2 separate regions of the Homo sapiens genome follow, and region 1 is linked to region 2. A link is an interaction called in ENCODE POLR2A ChIA-PET data of the cell type or tissue named here. Cell type or tissue: OCI-LY7. All regions are shown on one strand. Links, peaks and the distances in the headings refer to the core of each region. The heading gives the core; the rest is flanking DNA.

Region 1 (11,591 bases), core at 2,158-10,157, 510 kb before region 2:
TGCCCTTCCTATAAACTGCAATGTAGGGTGAGTTAACAAACCGCTTTAGGCTCTGAATTAACTTTTGATCTTCTTACTGGAAAAAATTGTGCAAGTAAGATGTGTTTAACTTTTTCCTATTTGTCTGTGGCATGTCAGAGGACGGGTAAGCCTAGGAGGTTTATATTAAAGTAAAACACTGTGGAAAGTAAGGAGAAAAGTTGAGGAGCACTTAGGAATACATGTTCCTCTGCAGTTTTTCCTATGGAAGAATTTTGCACTAAGATGCAACATTCTTGCACTATTCTTTGCACTAATATGCAAAATTTTATGAGAAGAAAAGATAGTTAGTTCTTTGGTTCCTAGATTCCTTAGTCCTCTGTGACTTTAATTCAAGAAACATCAAACAGCTACTACATGTAGGTACTAGTCCTAGGCCTCAGGAGCCACCAAAATGAATAAGCTACAGAGAGAACCCTCACAGTTCTTCTGTCTAAGGGAGGAGACAGATACATAACACAACACAGAAGGTGGATTTAAGTGTCTGGCTGGAAGTAGGACAAATTATATGCTCGGGGAAAATACAGGAAGATACGATTAAGTGTGGCCCAGTGGTCAGGAGAGCTTTTGAGAAGACTTTGCACGGGGTTGGAGCTTAGGGCAGATTTGGGAAACAGCATTTCCTGGTGAGCACTGACAATGAAATTGAGTAACAGAGGAGCCCGTTTGGGAATTGATGAGAAAACTGATGGGGCTAGAGGGTAGGATGTAGTAGAAGAAGTTGGAATCATAGTTTGGGGTTAATGCGTGAAAACTGATGCTCTTCTCCTACTACTAATTGTTTTTAGAACAAAACCTCACATGAAACTGCAGAGACTCTTCTTCAATTGCCTTTCTTCAACTTCACTTACTCTTTAGAACAAGCAACACCTGATTAACAGTCTTGGCTGGGTGTGGCAGCTCATGCCTATAATCGCAGCAATTTTTTTTTTTTGTTTGAGACGGAGTCTCGCTCTGTCGCCCAGGCTGGAGTGCAGTGGCATGATCTTGGCTCACTGCAAGCTCTGCCTCCCGGGTTCACGCCATTCTCCTGCCTCAGCCTCCCCAGCAGCTGGGACTACAGGCACCCGCTGCCACGCCTGGCTAATTTTTTGTATTTTTAGTAGAGATGGGGTTTCACCGTATTAGCCAGGATGGTCTCGATCTCCTGACCTTGTGATCCACCCGCCCAGGCCTCCCAAAGTGCTGGGATTACAGGCGTGAGCCACCGCGCCTGGCCTAATCCCAGCGTTTTTAAAGACAAAGATGGGAAGAGAGCTTGAACCTAGGAGTTTGAGGCTGCAGTGAGTTATGATTGTGCCACTGCACTCCAGCCAGAGCGACAGAGTAAGACCCTGTCTCAAAAAAATAACAACAACAAGAACAGCAACAAAAAGTCTTGAAAGTCTCGTCAATGTTCCTTTTAACAAGATCCTTTAGTGCACTCTAGTGTTGCAAAGTCTAGGCCATTTAGCAATGGGTCATAGCTATGAAGCAGCAGTTAGAGATGGAAGCAACCACAGAAGTCACGAGTACAATCTTGTATTTGTTTCTTATTGCTGCTGTAACAAATTACCACAAATTTAGTAGCTTAAGGCAGCCCACATTCATTTTCTTATAGTTCTAAAAGTCCAAAATCAGTTCCACTGGGCTAAAGTCAAGGTGTTTACAAGGTTAGTTCCTTTGGGATAATCTGAGGAGAGAATCCGTTTTCTTGACTTTTTCAGCTTCTAGCAGATGCCTGTCTTTGTTGGCTTATGGCCACTTCCTTCATTCTCAAATCACATCACTCCAATCCCTGCTTCCATTGTCATATTGCCTTCTCTGATTCTGACTCCTTTATATAAGGACATTTGGGTCCCTTTCCTAAGGACAGTTGTAATTACATCAAGTCCACTCAACTAGTCTAGTAATAGTTTCCTTATCTCAGGGTCCTTAAGCTAATCACATCTGCAAAGTCTCTATTGACACATAAGTTAACATTCATAGGTTTCAAGGATTAGAAACCGGGCATGTTTAGGGGTTCGTTATTTAGCTTGCCACAAACCTCCCTATTTTACAGACAAGGGAGTTCATGCCCAAGTTGGTATAAGACCATACAAGTCGTGACAGAGCTGAGCCTACATAGCTTACTGTTTCTGATGCCCATGATGTCAATCTTTCATGCTTTCCTTGAGGAATCAGTGGTGCTCTTTGAAGAACAGATCCCCTCTGGGAGAGCCACAGCAGACATCCCAGCCAACTGAGAGTGAGACTGACCAGGCATATCCAGTGCGGCCGTTCAGGAGCAAGGAGGGCTCTTCATCCTTAGTGTCACTGGGCAAGAACCATCCCAAGAGAGAAATAAATGCTTTTTGTGAGACCAGAAAAGGGCTGAGGAGCTCTTCTTCCATTAAACTAAGAAATTGGAGAAAAGAAAAGAAAGAAATGGGAAGAACAAAGAGGGCAGAATGTAGAGAAAAGAAGGACATGTTGTGGCTCAGAGGCAAAGGGAAAGAAGAAGAAGATGATCATAACATGATCTCTTTATTAGTGTCTAGAGTTTATCTTCTATGTCACCTTGTTTCTTTATGTATTTGTATCTGCTGCTTGCAACTTATGTCCTTTACTGATTGATCTTCCTCAATATTAGATTCCCCAGAGAGTAGCAATAATTTCCATCTTTTTATATACCACTGAGCACAAATAGGTGCTTTATAACAGTTTTAATCATTTTAAAGACAATATACAGAGTGCAGCGTATGGCTATTATTAACATTTTTCTTGAAAATATTCTGGAAAAATTCCAACCTGATTTTGTACTTTAACTGAAAGAAGAGCTTGAGACGAATATGAAGAGCACATTATATTTGAAACAGGAAAATGAAGATTACCAAGAAACAGCAAAGGCATATTAACATAAAGTTGAAAAAGCAACACAAGAGATAAAATGGAACATTTGGGAAGAAAAAGTAAGTTTAAATATTATTTTCAGCTATAAATAGAATAAGGAAAGGAGAAATAAACTGTTTCCCCATTATTACATGAGGAAGTACTGCTGATTGATGATACTAAAATAGAAACACATTGCTTCTTGGCCTTTTGGCTAAGATTAAGTGTTTAAAATAGAAACAAAACATTATTTTTTCCCAAAAAGTGACCTATAAAAAGACTCAAACCATACATTAATTAGTAGGGAGGTAAATCAAGTTGAAAGAATATGGACCATTATCAATATATCTGTTAAGAAATATTGAGTATTTTTTATCTTAACATTTCCACATTTTATTTTTTTAGCTTCTTCAAGGTAGATGAGTTTTATGTTATTGTTATATTTTGCCCAATACCTGTTAAATATCAATACGCAGCAGGTACTTAGTAAATATGTGATAACAATTATTAGTGTTAATTAAGCCCGTTGAAAATATTTCATTGTGCCCCTATCAACAAACTTAGATATTTAACTTAGAATATTTATTTATGCTTAACACAAAATATATCAAAATTAAAGTGAATCTAGTATACCTCAATTTTGATTTTGGATATTTTAGGCAAATGCCTGAAAACCTACTCAAATGCTCTCCATTCCTGCCCTTGGAAATCTCACTCATTCTTCATAACCCAACTTAGTGGCTACATCCTCATAAGACCTTCCCTGATTCTATAAGCCATTTCTGACCCTTCTGAATTTCTACACTTTAGATAATTCACATTGTCTTTATAGTTACACTATTGACTTTAATTAGAATTCTTTCTATGTCTATATCATCTACTACATTTTAATTTTTCTTTTTTTTCCTTCTTTTTTTTTTTTGACATGGAGTCTTGCTCTTGTTGCCCAGGCTAGAGTGCAATGGCACGATCTCAGCTCACTCCAACCTCCGCCTCCCGAGTTCAAGTGATTCTCCTGCCTCAGCCTCCTGAGTAGCTGGGATTACAGGTGCATGCCACCACACCCAGCTAATTTTTTGTATTTTTAGTAGAGATGGGGTTTCACACTCTTGGCCAGCCTGGCCTTGAACTCCTGACCTCAGGTGATCCACCCTCCTCAGCCTCCCAAAGTGCTGGGATTACAGGCATGAGCCACTGTGCCCAGCCTAAATTTTAATTTTTCAAAGGCCAAGACTGTCTATTCATCTTTGCATCTTCATATGCTTCATGTACTAGTTATCTACAAGTGGCCAATATACATGTAAGCAAATAGATATGGATAGATATAGAATAAACAAATAACTGTAATGACTGGTCTACAATAATAACTCAGAATTACCTTCATCAGTCCCTCCTTAATCCACCTGTTGAATCAGTTCCTCAAGGTGTGATGGTGGGATCTGCAAATCCATTATTTTTTTAAACAAACCTCCTAAGTTATTCACACAAAGCCTGCCAGGCACCTGGCACCAGCTGCATTTGGGAATCATTCATCAACAAATGAGCCAGATAGACAATTCATCTTATTGTGAGAGCAATGTTCACCATAAGCATGGATAATTAGCAGATGATGGGTAAATTGCTTTGGAGGGGAGAGAATACATGATTTCAAAAGTAAGAAATGGAATATATCAACTAGAGGTGAGATAGATTGGTAATTTGGGTAAAACTAATCTGAGAAACAACTGAGTCAGCTCTGCTTAGCAAGCCCAGTCCCATTCACCCCCAAATGGAGAGTTAAATTAAGACCACTAACTAGACTCCAGGGTACTATCTTTCTTGTTCTCTGTAAGCCATCAGGATAATTATGAGTCACTCTCCTTTCTTTCCATCAAGACCTGTTACAATAATTTATCTATATATGAAGGCTACCTTTGGAAGGCTACCTTTGATACCTTTGACATTCTTTTGTTTTTTTTTGTTTTTTTTGGTTTTTTTTTGAGATGGAGTCTTGCCTTGCTCTGTCACCTAGGCTGGAGTGCAGTAGTACGATCTCGGCTCACTGCAACCTCTGCCTCCCAGGTTCAAGCAATTCTCCTGCCTCAGCCTCCTGAGTAGCTGGAACTACAGGCATGCACCACAATACCCAGCTAATTTTTTGTATTTTTAGTAGAGATGGGGTTTCACCATGTTGGCCAGGCTGGTCTTGAGCTCCTGCTCAAATGATCCACTTACCTAGGACTCCCAAAGTGCTGGGAGTACAGGTGTGAGCCACCACGCCCAGCCAGAAGGCTACCTTTGACATTCTAAGTATCAAATATGCACCACATTTTTCATGTTGTCAATAGTAACTTACAGGAATTTTTCCTTAAAGATGACTCCTTGAATCTTTCTCAGCAATATCATAATATGCTAATTAAAAAAAACTAAACTAAAAAGTCTCGAACATTAAAAAAATAAATAAAAATAAACCCAGGAGAAGAAAAATCAGGAAACTTAAGATCTCAACCTTTTTGTGAGATGGAAAGAGGATGAAGTGGTAACTGACTCAACAGAGAGTAGGGGGCTATAACTTATATGGCCTCTAAAGTTGAGTATTAATGAAAAGTGAGCTTATTCCTATCATGGAACTCTTAACATGTCTAACATCAGAGACACCAGGTTCTGCAGAGGACAAGAACTTAAAACAAAGGAATTGGTTGTAAGTCATGCTATTTAGTGACTGGACCCTTAAGCCTCTTTTTGTACTTACATATAACCTGGGATTAACTTACACCCCATCACAGGCAAAAAATCTGAGGTTTATTTTCAAGCAGCATTAAATAGGAGGACTTCAGACATGGAGGCACCAGAAAGATGGGATGAAATACTGGGCTGATCATGGAAGGATTGAAAGAGTCTGCATATTGAATGGTAGGAGCCTCCTCCCTCCTCCACTCTATTTTTATGTTCCAGACATTTACTTCTTAGGCAGAAGACAGAGGATTCCTGTTTGAAGAAAATAAATGCCATCTAAGGAGACATTGATTTCCGCATCCTACTGTTTGAGAGTTTCATTCAAAGTCTCTGACTCCCATCCAATTATTCTACTAGTTTCATCAGTTAATAAGCTCATGTTTACACAGAGCTTTTTTAGTGTATTGTTCTTAAATGTTAATTAATAGCCAGGGATTATCAGACATTTCAAGAAAGCCTTTAGTATGAAAGAGAAAAATCAAGTATATAAACAGAAAAGGAAACAAAAATCAGAAATTCAGATCATTTAGAAAATGGCTTTATTTTTCCACTGCCTTCCATTTACTGCTAGTCCTGCTCCAGTTCTGATAAATGGTTTTTGCCTCTTTTCTCTTTAAACGAAAGAGTTCTACCCTTGTACCTCTTCTGCGGGTTTCTGTCTTGTTTTCTCATACCTGAGACTGCCTTGATAACCCCCCCAGCACTCACTTCCTCCCAGACCTGAGCTTTACCCTGCTCTAACCACCATTCCTAGACACACATAGGTCACTTGTCCCTTGTATACTCAATTCCTGACCCAGAAACCCCGCTTTGTAGCATTGACCTTGTTCCCTGCTCATGGTTGTCTCTGACCTGTCCACCTGCTTGCAAGAGCTTAGATTTTCCATTGTTTTGCTCCAATCACCTGCTGTAATGCTGGAACTTTGCTGGTCCTGCTGTCGTCTACTGGCTGCCTATGCCTTCCTCTCCTGACTATCTCCAACCTTCAGGACGTTAGCTGGTCTTCTCCCATTGCCTGCATCTGCATCTGATCCCTAAGAACTTAACTTACTCCATTGGATATGTGTTGTTTTCTTTCCTGGCCCCTCTAAGGCTGAGCCATCCTACTGAGTCCTTAACTGAGTACTAAGTAACAAAATGGTTTGGGCACCTACGAGTCATCTACTATTCCCTAGTCTAGAGCATAGGTTGGCCCAAAGTTGCCAGTTAAAAAGACACAGCAACTTGGTTAAATGAAGAAAGGATCTCTATTATTCTTAATTCTCTCCCTGCAAGTTGAAATTCTGATTGCCTGGGTCACTCTGTGGCATAAGTTAGCAGTGGTAGAGACCTGTCCCTACTGTCTGCCTCCACCAGGTAAACCATGCTCTGCCACCTCAGTGTCCACAGCCATGAAGCCCTAACCACGCTGTCCTGAGCACCTAGTGCTACCTTCTTCTAGCCCACCTGGATGCTGAGTGAAGTCTCTGGGGAGGTCTCTGTTCCCAGAATTTCATAGTTAATTGCTGCTGCTGCTTTGAATATTCTCTTTTAAAAAGAAAGAAAGAAAGAAAGGAAGGAAGGAAGGAGGAAGGAAAGAAAGAATTCTTTGGAGGTGAATGTTTGAACTAAAAAAAATCTCAGAATGATTAAAATGTAGGCTGACGCATGAAAATATACTCCCCAAAGATATCTTCAAATAATCATCTTTGAATTTTTTATAGATTCTGGTGGAAATAAAGGAGATTAAAAGGCATTATTTAATTTTTTTGTACTTATCTTTCAGAAGTAGGGCTCTAGTTGGTAAGCCATTAAGTGCCCAGTAATGAAAGAAATAGTCTTAAAATGTAAATTGAAATGGGGAGATCTTCTAAATCCACCTACGTTTTTCATTGTTCTTTCTTCAAAAGTTTCTTTAAATGTAACTTTTCTCATAATGTTGAGTTCATATTTTAGCTTCTGAATGTTACCTACTTAGTCAGATATTATAATTCCTTTAAAAATGATGAAGTATTATTGTCTTTAGTGAAACATGTCACAATTCAAAACACATGATCATAAATCAGAACACCGACTTAAAATGTTAATTTTAGTCCACAAGTTGATTGTTTTGATTATGGTTGTAATTCTCTCTTTTTTTTTTTTTTTTTTTTTTTTTTGAGACCGAGTCTCACTCTATCACTAGGCTGAAGTGCAGTGGTGCAATCTCAGCTCACTGCAACCTCCACCTCCCTGGTTCAAGTGATTCTCCTGCCTCAGCCTCCCAAGTAGCTGGGATTACAGGAGCATGCCGCCATGCCTAGCTAATTTTTGTATTTTTAGTAGAGATGCGGTTTCACCATATTGTTTAGGCTGGTCTTGAACTCCTGACCCTGTGATCTGCCCACCTTTGCCTCCCAAAGTGCTGGGATTACAGGCCTGAGCCACCGCGCCTGGCCTGGTTGTAATTCTTAAATGTAGTCTGGTGCCATCCATGGTATAAAGGTGATTTTTTTAAGGAATGTAATAACAATGGTTAATAGTAAATAAATTACACAGAGACAAAGCTATGTGCTTTTAAAATTTCTTTCAGTCTTTCCTTTTAGTGCTAATATATATATATATTTTTTTGAGATGGAGTTTCACTCTGTCGCCCAGGCTGGAGTGCAGTGGTGTGATCTTGGCTCACTGCAACCTCTGCCTCCCGGGTTCAAGCGATTCTCCTGCCTCAGCCTCCCGAGTAGCTGGGACTACAGGCACCTGCTACCATGCCAGGCTAATTTTTGTATTTTAATAGACACAGGGTTTCACCATATTGGCCAGGCTGGTCTCGAACTCTTGACTTTGTGATCCGCCCCCCTCAGCCTCCCAAAGTGCTGGGATTACAGGCGTGAGCCACCGTGCCCAGCCAGTGCTAACTTTTTTTTTTTTCATTTTCTTTAACATTTGTCAATCTCACTTAAAAAAAAAAAGAGCGATTAGGCCTCAGGCACCAAGGCTTTCCTACATTCCAGCTGGAATTAGAATCACCTCGTTATGCTTTTAGTTTTTTAAAATAATTACCTCTTATTTATGACAAATGATGTTGGCATTTAATTTTGGATTGGTTTATCACAAGTATTAAGTTTACTACAGTATAAGGCATGATATACGGTATTTGGCACACAGATACAGTTCATTCTGGGCATGCAGTATGTTAATGATAGACACTTGGGAACCACTGGTTTCTGGGAAGTGCAAGGTTTCAGAGTTTCTCAAACTTGAACTATTGTTGGTTGATTTTTTCACTAAATCAACCAAGTCCATTTATTGTTTGATGTTAGATATAATCACTTGTGATTATAATCTTACCACTTATATTAATAAAATGCAACTGGTCTTGTGGCATTTAGGCCTAATACTGGTTTTGAAAAGAAATAAAATCTTTAAACCCCCCTGAAACAAAAATATCCATTGCTAGCTCCTGTTTATCTTTAAACTTGAGGGAAGTCTATGGAGCATATCTCCTGGCATCAACAAGATCACAAATGCAATGTCATTGAGAGAAAGGAATCTTGTCATAGGTATCAGTAAAAAAAAAAAATATATATATATATTTATTTATTTATATATATGTGACCAAGAATGTTTGTGTATTTTAAAAAATTATTGTCTATATAAAATAGTAAAATTTAAAAATTCTTATAGAATTTCTAAAGCTGACCACAAAATACATACAACACCCTGCCACACACACACATATACCTTAGATGTTTGAGAAACATTTGGCATAGTATTGGCTTAACTGTTTTTCTGATTTCCTACTATTATTCTGATGTCCTGTTAGGAATCCCCAAATAATAGGTTCAAGTAATTCCCCTGCTTCGGTCTCCCAAGTAGCTGGGACTATAGGCATGCACCACCACGCCTGGCTAACTTTTTGTATTTTAGTAGAGGTGGGGTTTCACCATGTTGGCCAGAATGATCTTGATCTCCTGACCTTGTGATCTACCTGCCTCGGCCTCCCAAAGTGCTGGGATTACAGGTGTGAGCCACCGCGCCTGGCCATGAGGTATGGGTAGAATTTAAACAAAAGGGTCATTCTAAATAAATTATCCTCAATCTTTCACTGAGGATTTGCCCTGTGCCAGCAACTGGGGGAAAAATTAACATAATTAAAACAATAAAAAAGTCTCATAGAAAAATATATTGATAGAGGACATGGATATAAACAAATCATTACTATACAATGTGTTGACGGGTGTAATAGAACTCTTTGGAAGCATCGGGGAGGAAGAAATTAGTTCTGTCTGGGGAATTGGGAAAGCATTTATGAAGGAAATGAGCTTTTATCTGGGCTTTGAATAATGAATGGAATTTTACCAGATGGAAAAAAGATGAGAAATACATTCCAGGCAGTGAGCATAACATATGACAAGGCATGAAGACATAAAGACAGTGCTGTGTTTGGGAAGGGTGAGACCTTTCTTTGTGGTTGGAGTTGGGGTAGGGTGAGGAGAAAATGAAGTTTAATAGAAAAATTACCTTGAGAGACATGTGGGGACTAATTTTTAAAAGGCTATGTATACCATGCTCAGGAATTTAAACGCATCCTATAAGAAGTTAAGTACAACAGTGCAGTTCAGATTTTTGCTTTTAGGAATATTACTTTGATGACAGGATAGAGGTAAATTCATGAGATATGGCAAGGGTGGGTAGTAAAGAGAAGGCACCCTCAAGAGAAAGTATCTTGCATGGGATAACACCAGGAGTAGGGAAGTTTGCGGTAAATTGTAGAAAGCCTTGGAGGCCAGATTGAGAAGTTGGCATTGAGTTCTGTGACAATGCTATACTTTATAAAGATTGATCTCGATAGGGTCTGTGCCACAAATTAGCATAAGGAGACTCTAGTGGCTAGGACATAGTTGGGAGTCTACCATGACAGCCCAGGCAAGAGATGGATATAGAAGACATCACTGGTCAACCATCCACCATCCATTCTGTTCTTCCTTCCTTCCATCTTCTAACTGAATCCTGGTTTTAGTGCATGGTACCCCCATCTCCTCCTAGCTATAACCTTCAGAAGAGGAGGCACCATCCCCTGCCCAGAGGAGGAATCCACTCTAGGATGAGCCCTTAGGGTCTATTTCTAGACAATGAGATGTGAAAGAAGTCCTTTAGGTGCCTTCTCGGAAGTGTCTTCTCCTTTTGAAAAAGGGAAACAAAAAAAGAGACGATCTTTTCTTCTGCTGGAAGTCGTCTCCATGTGACACTTGGAACTACCATGCCACCAAAATTTTGCTATGATAGGAGGAGCTAGTCTGTGGACAAAGCCAATATTCAAGGAACCTGATTCCTTGATTATGATTTAAACAAACCTGGAACTGCCTTCCCTTCAGACATCTTGTTATATGAGATAATGAATATTCTTATTGTCTGTGTCAATATGAGTTGAGGTTTTATGATATGTGCAGCAGAAAGCATTCATGCTAATGCAAGAAGTAATAAACGTTTGTGAATTAGAGCAGAAGCAGAAGGAAAGTAGTAGGGAACAAATGTATGGGACCCAGAAGTAAATCTTTGCTGCATTAGGGTTGGTGGGATTAGACAACTGAGTATCAGTGGAAAGGAGAACTATGACGAAGGTTCTAGGGCTGCTTGGGTCATTGCGAGCGTGGAGTGACAAACACAGAAACAGAGACTTAAAAGGTGAACCATATTGGGAAAGAAGTTAATAAGCCAGATTTTATGGATTTATATTGATTGTAATGTGAAGAAGTCTCTACAAAGTTCAGGGTTGGCAAACTGAGAAATGAGACCACAAGCCAAACAGTTATTTTCCTTTCCATAGGCTTGGAGGAATTCTTAAATTATGAATGCTTGCTTCTTGCTGTAGCTTCTACTATTCATTATTTATGTTTTCATAAGTATAATTAATGCAATTTATATTCACAACAGCAATGGATAACACAAAATGTAATAAGCAATTTCTTATTTGGAAAATTCCATTAGTACTTTCACAATACTAACATTCATAAAAGTGTTCTGCT
Region 2 (11,591 bases), core at 1,274-9,273:
TAAACCCACAGCCCTATCTGTACATTGGCCCCTTTCAGCCATGGCTGGAGTGGCTGAGACACAGGACACCAAGTCCCTAGGCTGCACACAGCACGGAGGTCTTGGGCCCAGCCCACAAAACCACGTTTTCCTCCTGGGCCTCTAGGCCTGTGATGGGAGGGGCTGCTGTGAAGGTTTCTGACATGGCCTGGAGACATTTTCCCCACGGTCCTGGGGATTAACATTAGGCACCTTGCTACTTATGCAAATTTCTGCAGCCGGCTTGAATTTCTCCCCAGAAAATACGTTTTTTTTTTCTATCACATAGTCAGATTGCAAATTTTCCAAACTTTTATGCTCTGCTTCCCTTATAAACTGAATGCCTTTAACAGCAACCAAGTCACATCATGAATGCTTTACTGCTTAGAAATTTCTTCCGCCAGACACCCTAAATTATCTCTCTCAAGTTCAAAGTTCCACAAATCTCTAGGGCAGGGGCAAAATGCTGCCAGTCTCTTTGCTAAAACATAACAAGAGTCATCTTTACTCCAGTTCCCAACAAGTTCCTCATCTCCATCTGAGACCACGTCAGCCTGGATTTTATTGTCCATGTCACTGTCAGCATTTTGGCCAAAGTCATTCAACAAGTCTCTAGGAAGTTCCAAACTTTCCCACATTTTCCTGTCTTCTTCTGAGCCCTTTGAACTGTTCCAATCTCTGCCTGTTACCCAGTTCCAAAGTCACTTCCACATTTTCAGGTATCTTTTCAGCAATGTCCTACTCTACTGGTACCAATTTACTGTATTAGTCTGTTTTCACACTGCTGATAAGACATACAGGAGACTGGGAAGAAAAAGAGGTTTAATTGGACTTACAGTTCTACATGGCTGGGGAGGCCCCAGAATCATGGCAGGAGGTGAAAGGCACTTCTTACATGGTGGCAGCAAGAGAAAGTGAGGAAGAAGCTAAAGCGGAAATCCCTGCTAAACCCATCAGATCTTATGAAACTTATTCACTATCACGAGAACAGCACAAGAAAGACCAGCCCCCATGATTCAATTACCTCCCCCTAGGTCTACCCCACAGCGCAGTCTGGGAGATTCAATTCAAGTTGAGATTTGAATGGGGACACAGCCAAACCATATCACCTACCTAAAGTAGCTCCCTTATAAATCATTCTGTCTTTCCAACATGTTTATTTCTTTTATCACACTACACTCTGCAATTATTCACTTATTTATTATTTATCTCATCTTAGAATATCAGCTCCATGTGGGCAGAGTCCTTATTTATGTGTTCTCTCTCTAGCACCTATATGCCTAGCATATAGTAAGTGCTCAATGCATGTTTGTTGAATGCACAAATAACTAATTCACTTGTACAATACATTCCAGACATTTTATTTTATTTATTTTTTTGAGACAGAGTCTCCTTGTGTCACCCAGGCTGGAGTGTGGTGGCAGGATCTCAGCTCACTGCAACCTCTGCCTCCTGGATTCAAGCAATTCTTGTGTGTCAGCCTCCCAAGTAGCTGGGATTACAGGCACCAGCCACCACACCTGGCTAATTTTTGTATTTTAAGTAGAGACGAGGCTTCCCCATGTTGGCCAGGCTGGTCTTGAACTCCTGACCTCAAGTGATCCACCCACGTCAGCCTCCCAAAGTGCTGGGATTACAGGTGTGAGCCACCGCACCCGCCCAATTCCAGATATTTTAAAAATCATCTCTGCATTTGAAAGGAGAGATGCTAATACCTGGATCCATGTTAGCTGATCAGGTAGTCAAAACAAACAAGCAAACAAACAAAAAACATTGATCACCTGACATTAAACCTGACATTAAAACTTCAGACCAGGCCAGGTGCAGTGGCTCACACCTGTAATCCCAGCACCTTGAGAGGCCCAGGCAAGCGGATCACTTGAGGTCAGGAGTTCAAGACCAGCCTGGCCAACATGGTGAAATCCCATCTCTACTAAAAATATAAAAATTAGCGAGACATGGTGGCAGGTGCCTGTAGTCCCAGCTATTTGGGAGACTGAGGCAGGAGAATGGCTTGAACCTGGGAGATGGAGGTTGCAGTGAGCTGAGATCGCACCATTGTATTGCAGCCTGGGTGACAGAGCGAGACTTCGTCTCAATAAATAAATAAATAAATAAATAAAATTTAAAAAGAGCTATAACATGTATACAACAGAGTCAGAATTCAAAAAGATTTTTGAAAGAATGAAACCAGATGAAAACTGACAATAAAGTTTCAGATCAAAGTCCAAAGAGTCAACTTCACCACTATAGAATTGCAAAGATTGAGCTTAACAGCACATGCAAACATTATACCACTTAATTGATTGCAAACTCAATGTGAGTCAAGTGCAAATGTTTCCAAAAATCACATTTAAGAGCACATTTCCAAAAATGTGCTCTTAGGCTGACTAGTAGAAGTACTGTGTCCAGAAGAAAAACAGCTCCATCCTTTATTGATGAAGCAATGCCAGGAGAACAAGATTTAGTTTCTGGCAGGATCTTTGAAGAAAGCCATTCCAGTTAACATGAGTAGAATGAGAAAGGTATTGATCAATTTCCATAAGCAAAAACTATGGATGTCTAGCCTGAGAAAGAGGACTTTTGGGGTGAAATTTAGCTTGAGAGAGGAATGAAGAGGGTATACAGAAACAGAGCGTGGGGTAGCTGTTCATAAATATTTCATGTGAAAGAGGGATCTGCCTTATCCTGCTGTGTTATGTGGCAGGATGAAACTACAGCTGGGTCGAAATCAAAGCCATGCAGATCTTGAAGCAATTGGAGGAGGAAATCTGTAGCACTCCCAATGTCAAACAAAGGAGTGAGTTCTTGACAGGTGGAGTGAGCAGGTTATGGCTCTGTAATGACTCTTGGGGCCAGGTTATACTGGGAATTCCTGTATCAGGTAGGGGCCTGGGCAGGTAATCCCTACATTTTCTTTGAGTTCTAAATATTTTATGCTTTCAAAGGTCTCTCAGAGATCTGGGGAATAAAATAAAATTTGCAAGTGTATTTGGGAGTATATAAAAGTGCTTTACAGGCATAACCTACTATTTTTTTCTTTTGCTTTTGTCTTTTTTTTTTTTTTTTGACATGGGGTCTGGCTCTGTCCTCCAAGCTGCAGTGCAGTATCATAATCTTGGCTCACTGCAACTGCCACCTCCTGGGCTCAAGAGATCCTCCCTCAGCCTCCTGAGTAGCTGGGACTATAGGCGTGCACCACCATGTGTGGCTAATTTTTGTATTATTTTGGTAGGGATGGGGTTTGCCATGCCTTGAACTGGTCTTGAACTCCTGAGCTCAAGCAATTCACCTGCCTCGGCTTCTCAAAGTCCTGGGATTACAGGCGTGAGCCACTGCTCCCGGCCATAACCTATTATTTTCATCTACCATTAAAATGTTACTCCATATACTTTATCACTTAAACATGAGTTTTAGTTCTTTGAAATAGCTAAGAAAGATATCTAAAGTAGGATTATAATAAGAAAATGGAAAAACTTTTCAATTGATGTTTTTAAATAATCACAGTAAATGATGCCACATTCGTAGTTCACTTGCTTGGAGAGGCTACTTCCAGGGGAGACAAGGAGGCCAAACCCTGCTCTGTTGAAGATCTGACAAGAGTACTGTTCATTTCAGCAGCTGATGTTTCACAGCGGAATCCTCAGGAAAATTAGGACTGAGTTATTTGGGGAAAGCCTCATAACATCCATTTTAAACCAGAATGACAACAACTGCCAGACCAGCCTGGGACACATCCTGGAAATAGATATTCCCACAGCCTTCCTTACTCCAGTCCTCCAACCCCACCAAATTCACAAGTGGGAGGGTAGAGGGTCTCATTATACAGGAGAACTTTCCAGTAGTGTGAATTGTGGGTTAATAAACTCTGGAATGTGTTCTGGGGGATGGATGAAGATAAACTCCTTCCTTGGACGGGATCATTAAAATAAATAGGATAGATTCTCATTTGTCGGGGGTGATTTAAGGCAGGCATGGAGGGCTGGACCACTTAGCACCCAGGACGCTCCTACTACTCACACCCATATCAGGGTTGCTCAGGGAAAAGTTACCAAAACCAAGGATCACCCTGCTGTGGTCAAATAAATCACTGCCGACGCAAAGCAGCGTTGATGCTGACATGAGGCAGCTGCTAGACTCAGGTGGAGATCAAGCCCTCTGCATTTTATAGCAGGTGAGTACATGGCAAGTACATCACAGTCTTTCTGGAAGCAGTTCATGCCAGCCCTTGCACAATCCTAAAACTACAGACCAAATGTGCTAAGGTACAACCAAATTCTAGCTAGAAAAAACAAAATGAATTGGCTGGTAACTCTTAGCTGATGGGAACTGATGTGGTTTGTCTGTGTCCCCGCCCAGATCTCATCTTGAATTGTGGTTCCCATAATCCCCATGCGTTGAGGAGGGAGGGACCTTGTGTGCGGTAGCTGAATCATGGGGGTGGTTACCTCCAAGCTGTTCTCCTGATAGTGAGAAGGTTCTCCCAAGATCCGAAGGTTTTATAAGGAACTTTTCCCCGCTTTTACTCCGCACTTCTTCCTGCTGCCATGTGAAGAACAGCATGTTTGCTTCCCCTTCCGCCATGATTGTAGGTTTCCTGGGGCCTCCCCAGCCCTGCAGAACTGTGATTCAATTAGACCTCTTCCCTTTACAAATTTACAAATTACCCAGCCTTGGGTATGTGAAGAACAGCGTGTTTGCTTCCCCTTCCCCCATGATTGTAGGTTTCCTGGGGCCTCCCCAGCCCTGCAGAACTGTGATTCAATTAGACCTCTTCCTTTTACAAATTTACAAATTACCCAGTCTTGGGTATGTCCTTATAGCAGCGTGAGAATGGACTAATATAGGGCCCACTCTCCAAATCCAAATCTTCCAAATCCCAGTTTTCTAGGAGTGAACTCCCAGGAATCTAGGATAATCTCTTAGGGTCATGGAGGGGCAGGGCTACCAGATCCTGGACACAGCATTATCGTTTCCAGACCCCCTGAAGCGACTGGCCATTGTCCCTCAAGTTCAGTTTTTCTGAGGCCTATTGTGAATGGATTATGTCTGCTTCACACTGAAGGCCCCGGATTTTGGCTTCTTCCACTCTCTTTTCTCCCAGGGGCCCTTCAGGAAATCTGGCATCCTCAGTTGTCTGTAATTCTACTCTTTAACTTGCAACAGTCTTATTTTAAGGCATTCAATTAAATGGATATAAGTCTTGTGTTTTCTTTGACGTCAAACCTTTTAACTTTTTTATAGATATATGGACTATTATTTTATTTTGCTTTCCTCCATTTCCAAAAATAGGTAGAGGTTTGATTTTGAACTTTCTGTGGCTTAGAAATACAAATGTAAGCAGCATCTAAAATTGTGTTATCTCCATTACATTTGGCACGAATTTTGAGGTCACGTAACCAGTAAAAATGTTATTAGTTTAACTTTTTCAAAAGAAGCGTATTATTGGTCCATTATTCCGGTGAGTAATGCAGAGGCATTTTCTAAACTGTTTTTTTTTTTTTAATCCAAGAATGCTGAGTCAATATGGCATCAGTTTACATTTGTTGGTGCTATTATCGTTCCTATTTTACAGCTTGGAAAAGGGAAGATTAAATGTCCTAGAGATAAAGAGCAAATCATCTTCCAAGCCAGATGAGGCCATTGCTGTGGCTCTCAGCAGCTCTATATTACCAACAAGGGCATGCTTCCCCTTTTCCTGGCTACAAATGAACTCCTGCTATTGGTGCAGAACCTGCAGAATGTCAGCTGCTGGGCACGCCCTCTAAGCAAGAAAAGGTCTGAGCTTTAATCCTTCATCACTACAGATTTGCTCTAATTCTAAAATGCATACTCACACTGCTCTGCCTGTGGAGTAGCCATTCTCTATTCCTTTAGCTTCTTAATAAAAAAAAAATAAAATAAAATGTGTACTCACAGGGACAAGAAGCAGAGGGGAGGGAAAGCCTAATCTATTCACTTCCAAGAGTCATTTAACACAACCAGCCCTGAAGACAAAACATTTATTAGGTCTAGTGGCTCTGATTGTGACACCGGCAGCAACGAAAAAGAGCAAAGAAAGAAATTGTCACCTTTCAGGGAAAGCTTGTGGATAATCTACAGCATGTCTTACCACCCCCTGGACTAGGGTCCCTTCCCAGCGGGGCTAGACGTCGGCTGTTGGTGTATGGGTAAGAAATAAAGACAACTTTCATTCTTACTGTCTACGAAACACAGAGCTAGTAATCGGCTGGAGAAAAAGTAAACAAGCAAATAACATTTATTATCTCCCAGAGGAAAATATGTTGACATTCATCTCCAGCTCAGTGTTTTGGATTGAAGTACTTTGTTCTTTCCCCTTTATGATACAAATCAAAAATTAATTATGTGCTTAAAAGATGTATTGATAGATTGATTGATTGAGACTGGGTATCACTCTGTTACCCAGGCTAGAATGTAGCGGCACAATCATAGCTCACTGCAGCCTCGAACTCCCAGGCTCAAGTGATCCTTCCTTCTCAGCCTCCCAAGTAGTGGTACTACAGGTGTCACCATGCCCAGCTATTATTTCTTATTTTTGGTAAAGGTGGGGTTGCACCATGTTGCCCAGGCTGGTCTTGAACTCCTGGCCTCAAACAATCCTCCTGCCTCAGCCTCCCAAAGTGCTGGGATTACAAGCATGAGCCACCATGCCCGGCCTAGAAAATTTATATCTATAGCATAAAAATACTTTAATGTGATTTTTCACTACCAGTCTTTAATCATATAGATAACATGCAAACATATTTTTCTTATAGAAAATTAGGATCACAAGTAAAGCTAAATTCCCTTTGATCATATCTCTAATCTAGTTTCTTTTCCCTCAAAGTAACAAATGGTTATCAATTTTTTGTTAATGTTGGTTGCAGTGGCTCATGCTTGTAATCCCAGCATTTAGGGAGGCAGAGGCAGGAGGACTGCTTGAGTCCAGGAGTTTAAGAGCTGCCTGGACAATATAAGGAGACCTGATTCTCCACAAAAAGGAAAAACAAAAACAAAAAAAGTGTAATTTTTTGTTTATGCTTTCAGATATTTTTCTAAGCACTGCATCTATTTATGTAGAGTCAAAAAATACATAGTATTATTTCATGTAAATTTTCCACATAAATATTATTATAGCATGTATACCAATTTGCTTTTTACTTCACAATGTGACATGAAGCTTACTTTTTACAATTTCAGTATAGACAATCACATAGGTGTCTTAGTTTGTTTTGCACTGCTATAACAGAATACCACAGACGGGGTAATTTACAAAGAAAATTGATATATATCTTATAGTTCTAGCAGCTGGAAAGTCCAAGAGTATGCTAACGGCTTTCTGGTTATATTATAACATGATGGGAGGCATTGCACAGTAAGACAGAACATGTGTGTCAGCTCAGCTCCCTCTTCTTCTTTTCTTTTTTTTTTTTTTTTTTTTTTTTGAGACGGAGTCTCGCTCTGTCGCCCAGGCTGGAGTACAATGGTGCAATCTCAGCTCACTGCAACCTCCACCTCCCGATTCTCCTGCCTCAGTCAAGCGATTCTCCTGCCTCAGTCTCCCAAGTAGCTGGGATTACGGGTGCATGCCACCACACCTGACTAATTTTTGTATTTTAGTAGAGACGGGGTTTCGCCACATTGGCCAGACTGGTCTCAAATTCCTGACCTCAGGTGATCCACCAGCCTCAGCCTCCCAGAGTGCTGGGATTATAGGCATGAGCCACCACGCCTGGCCCCTCTTCCTCTTTTCATAAAGCCATCAGTCCCATCATGGGACCCCCACTCTGATGACCTTAACTAATCTAATCCTGATTACCTCCTAAAGGCCCTACCTCTAACCAACATATGAATATTGGAATCAAGTTTTCAATACTTGAAATTTGAGGGACCCATTCAACCATAGGGACCCATTCAAACCATAGCAGTAAGAAATATGTCACTGTGTTTTAGCTAAACACTGATTTATAGACATTTAAGCTGTTACATTTTTCTCTATTATAAACATTGCTGCAAAGGACATCGTTGTACACGGGTGTTCCTCTGTTTCTCTGAGGTGAAGGTTAGAGAGGGAACTGCTAAGTCGTAAGGTATGAATATTCAAAATGTTAATAGTAATAATAATGGTAGTTAATAGTTACTGAGGAAATACTACCTACTTGTGATTCTAAGTGCTTTACATTCACAAACTCTATCAGGAGAGTATTTTATCTTAGACCATTTTACAGATGAGAATACTGAGACACAGTGAGGGTGAGTACCTCACTCCGGGTCACATAACTAGCAACTGGCAGAGCCAGTATTTAGGCCCCAAGCAATTCTAAGACTCGGCTCTTTCTTATCCACAACACTACTGCCTATAGTCCTCATTCTCTTCTAACTGATTCATATTTGCTACTTACAAGGGGAAATCTACTTACTTGGGGGCTAATCAATCTTACAAAATTGTATGTGCGTTTTTAAAATTTTTAGTTTGAAAAGTTGTTTTCATACTAATGATTGATCATAGCCTGGCCTTAGCAGAACAATTCATATAGCTTGGCAAAAGAAGACAAATTGTTCTATTGTCACCCATGTGAAATAGAATGAGGTAAAAATATGAAAACTTCAAAAACTTTTCAGAGAAGGGAACCCAAGGCCAGTTGGGCTCTGAGCAAGTCTTTTCTCACTAGAGAGCTTGATCCCCAGTCTTTAAAACCAGGTACTTAATCTATAATATCTGCTCAAACCCATTTTTAATCAAGCTTTTCTGCTTATCCTCTGGGCAGTCCTTGGAAAACTGAAAGAGAGAAGAATCTTCTTTGTATGGCTGTTGTGTGCACCATTCTGATTTATTTTATTTAACATTTTTGAAACAATCTCAAACTTAAAGGAAAGTTGCAAGTCAGTACCAAAAATTTTTTTTCGGAATTACTTGAGAGCGAGTGACTGGCATGTTGGCCCATCTCCACCAAATACTTTAGTGTACATTTCCTACAAACAAACCAATTCTCCTTCATAACCATGATAGAACATCAAAATCAGAAAATTAATGCCAATACATTACTATCATCTAATCTTAAGACCTCAAGCAAGTTTTGCCATTTGTCCCTATGTCTTTTTTTTTTTTTTTGAGACGGTGTCTCACTCTGTCACCAGGCTTGAGTGCAGTGGCGCAATCTCGGCTCACTGCAACCTCTGCCTCCCGGGTTCAAGTGATTCTCCTGCTTCAGCCTCCTGAGTAGCTGGGACTACAAGCACGCACCACCACGCCCAGCTAATTTTTGTATTTTTAGTAGAGACTGGGTTTCACCATGTTGGCTAGGATGGTCTCTCGATCTCTTGACCTTGTGATCCACCCACCTCAGCCTCCCAAAGTGCTGGGATTACAGGTGTGAGCCACCGCACCTGGCCCCTGTCCCAACGTCTTTTACAGCAAAAGGATCTGGTTCAGAATCATGTCTTGCATTTAGTTGTTGGTGTCTTGAGTATCCTTCAATCTGGAACAATTCCTCAGACTTTTCTTGCCTTTCATGATCTTGATGTGTAAGATTTCAGGCCAAATTATTTTTTTATTTTTTGGCTTCCTTTTCTGTGGCGTGAGAGGCCAGTTGTTTTGTAAATATGTGTGAGTTTGATGCTTTTTCTTTTCTCTTTTTTTTTTTTTTTGAGACAGAGTCTCACTCTGTCTCCCAGGCTGGAGTGCAGTGGCGCGATCTCAGCTCACTGCAACCTCCGCCTCCTGGGTTCAAGCAATTCTCCTGCCTCAGCCTCCTGAGTAGCTGTGCGCCACCATGCCAGGCTAATTTTTGTATTTTTAGTAGAGATGGGGTTTCACCATGTTGGTTAGGCTTGTCTCAAACTCCTGACCTTGTGATCCGTCTGCCTCAACTTCTCAAAGTGCTGGGATTACAGGTGTGAGCCACTGGGCCCGGCCCAAGTCTGATGCTTTTTCTTAATTAAATTCAGATTATACCTCTTTGGCAGAAATATCATATAAATGATATTATATCTCATCATATTCTATTTGGTGACACACAATTTCAAATAGCTTCATTACTAATAATGTCATCTTTGCTCACTTATTAAGGTAGGTCTGCTAGGGTTCTCCACTATAAAGTTATTATTTTGTATTCCCTATAATTGATAAGTATTGGGGGTACAGAGTTTCAGATTATGTAAACGTCCCATTCCTCATCATACTTTCAATTTATTCTTTCCTCACTCCTTTATTTCAGTTTGTAATTATTGTTTTATTTTATTTAGTATGTTGTAGCCTTTCATTATCATTATTTATTCCTCTTTTTTTTTTTTTTTTTTTTTTTTGAGAGGGAGTCTGGCTCTGTCACCTAGGCTGGAGTGCAGTGGCGTGATCTCTGCTCACTGCAACCTCCACCTCCCGGGTTCCAGCGATTCTCCTGCCTCAGCCTCCTGAGTAGCTGAGGCTACAGGCATGCACCACCATGCCTGGCTAATTTTTTATATTTTTAATAGAGATGGGGTTTCACCATGTTGCCCAGGCAGGTCTCGAATGATCCACCCGCCTTGGCCTCGCAAAGTGCTGGGATTACAGGCTTGAGCCATCACGCCCGGCCATCATTATTTATTCTGATGATCACGTTGTCCCAAATTTGATATGTGTGAGTCCCTTCAATCTGATTTCTAGGTACTTTTGATAGGTCTCCATATTCTCTGAGCTTGCTTTGCCTTCTGGCAAAAAAAAAAAAAAAAAAAAAAAAAAAAAAAAAAAAAAAAAAAAGATATGTTGATCTAGACCTGGAAGCCACCATTTTTCCAAGGAGCGCTGGTTCCTTTTAGTGGAGAGTGGTATCTAGACACTAAGATTGAGTGCTAGGTGTGCTCATTCCTTCGCTGGGTCTTAGGATGTCAGTGCTCCCAGGATGACTGTCTCTCTTTCTCTCTCTCTCTTTCTCTCTCTCTCTCTCTATATATATATTCTGATACGGAGTCTCACTCTGTTGCCCAGGCTGGCGTGCAGTGGTGCATGGTCTCAGCTAATTGCTACCTCTGCCTCCCAGGTTCAAGCAATTCTCTTGCCTCAGCCTCTTGAGTAGCTGGGATTACAGGCATGTGCCACCACGCCTGGCTAATTTTTGTATTTTTAGTAGAGACGGGGTTTCACCATGTTGGTCAGACTGGTCTCTAACTCCTGACCTCGTGATCTGCCTGCCTCGGCCTCCCAAAGTGCTGGAATTACATGCGTGAGACACTGCGCCTGGCTCCTCTATATTTTATTTATCTATCTACATGAAAATTATGAATTTACACCGACATTTCTAATTCCAGTTGAATTCATTCTTGTTTTCTCCCAGTCCATAATTATAACTGCTTTTCCAGCAGTGAGAAACCTGCTCTTTTTATCGCTCCCAAATTTATTCATTTGCCAACTCCCTGGATGTAACCTAGGTCCTGTTGCTCCTGCTGTCCCCGTCCCAGGACACCTTCTAATCTCACACAGGCCCTAACACACACACCAAGTGGCCACTTGCTCATAGGGACACCCTGCACACATGGTCACACCCTGGGCACATAGGCTCTGACACCCTGCTGTGCATCCCTCCCCCAACCTGTGT

What was found. ChIA-PET counts read pairs that join two places held together with the same protein. Peaks named below come from ENCODE experiments on the same cell type or tissue, not always from the same donor. Only the 100,000 strongest peaks of a DNase experiment are listed, where the experiment ranks them.
Region 1: POLR2A ChIA-PET joins it to region 2 with 14 read pairs; 3 of 35 experiments call an interaction of 5 or more read pairs at or near these places.

Annotation. Positions count from the first base shown.
Region 1 is chr6:134,646,421-134,658,011 of GRCh38, reverse strand. No RefSeq gene overlaps it. Among named protein-coding and RNA genes, the nearest start is that of LINC03002, 110 kb to the right of the region's middle. In OCI-LY7, for the core only: no CTCF peak of the experiment used is centred there; no DNase peak of the experiment used is centred there.
Region 2 is chr6:134,140,005-134,151,595 of GRCh38, reverse strand. No RefSeq gene overlaps it. Among named protein-coding and RNA genes, the nearest start is that of SLC2A12, 93 kb to the right of the region's middle. In OCI-LY7, for the core only: no CTCF peak of the experiment used is centred there; a DNase peak (open chromatin) is centred at 5,735.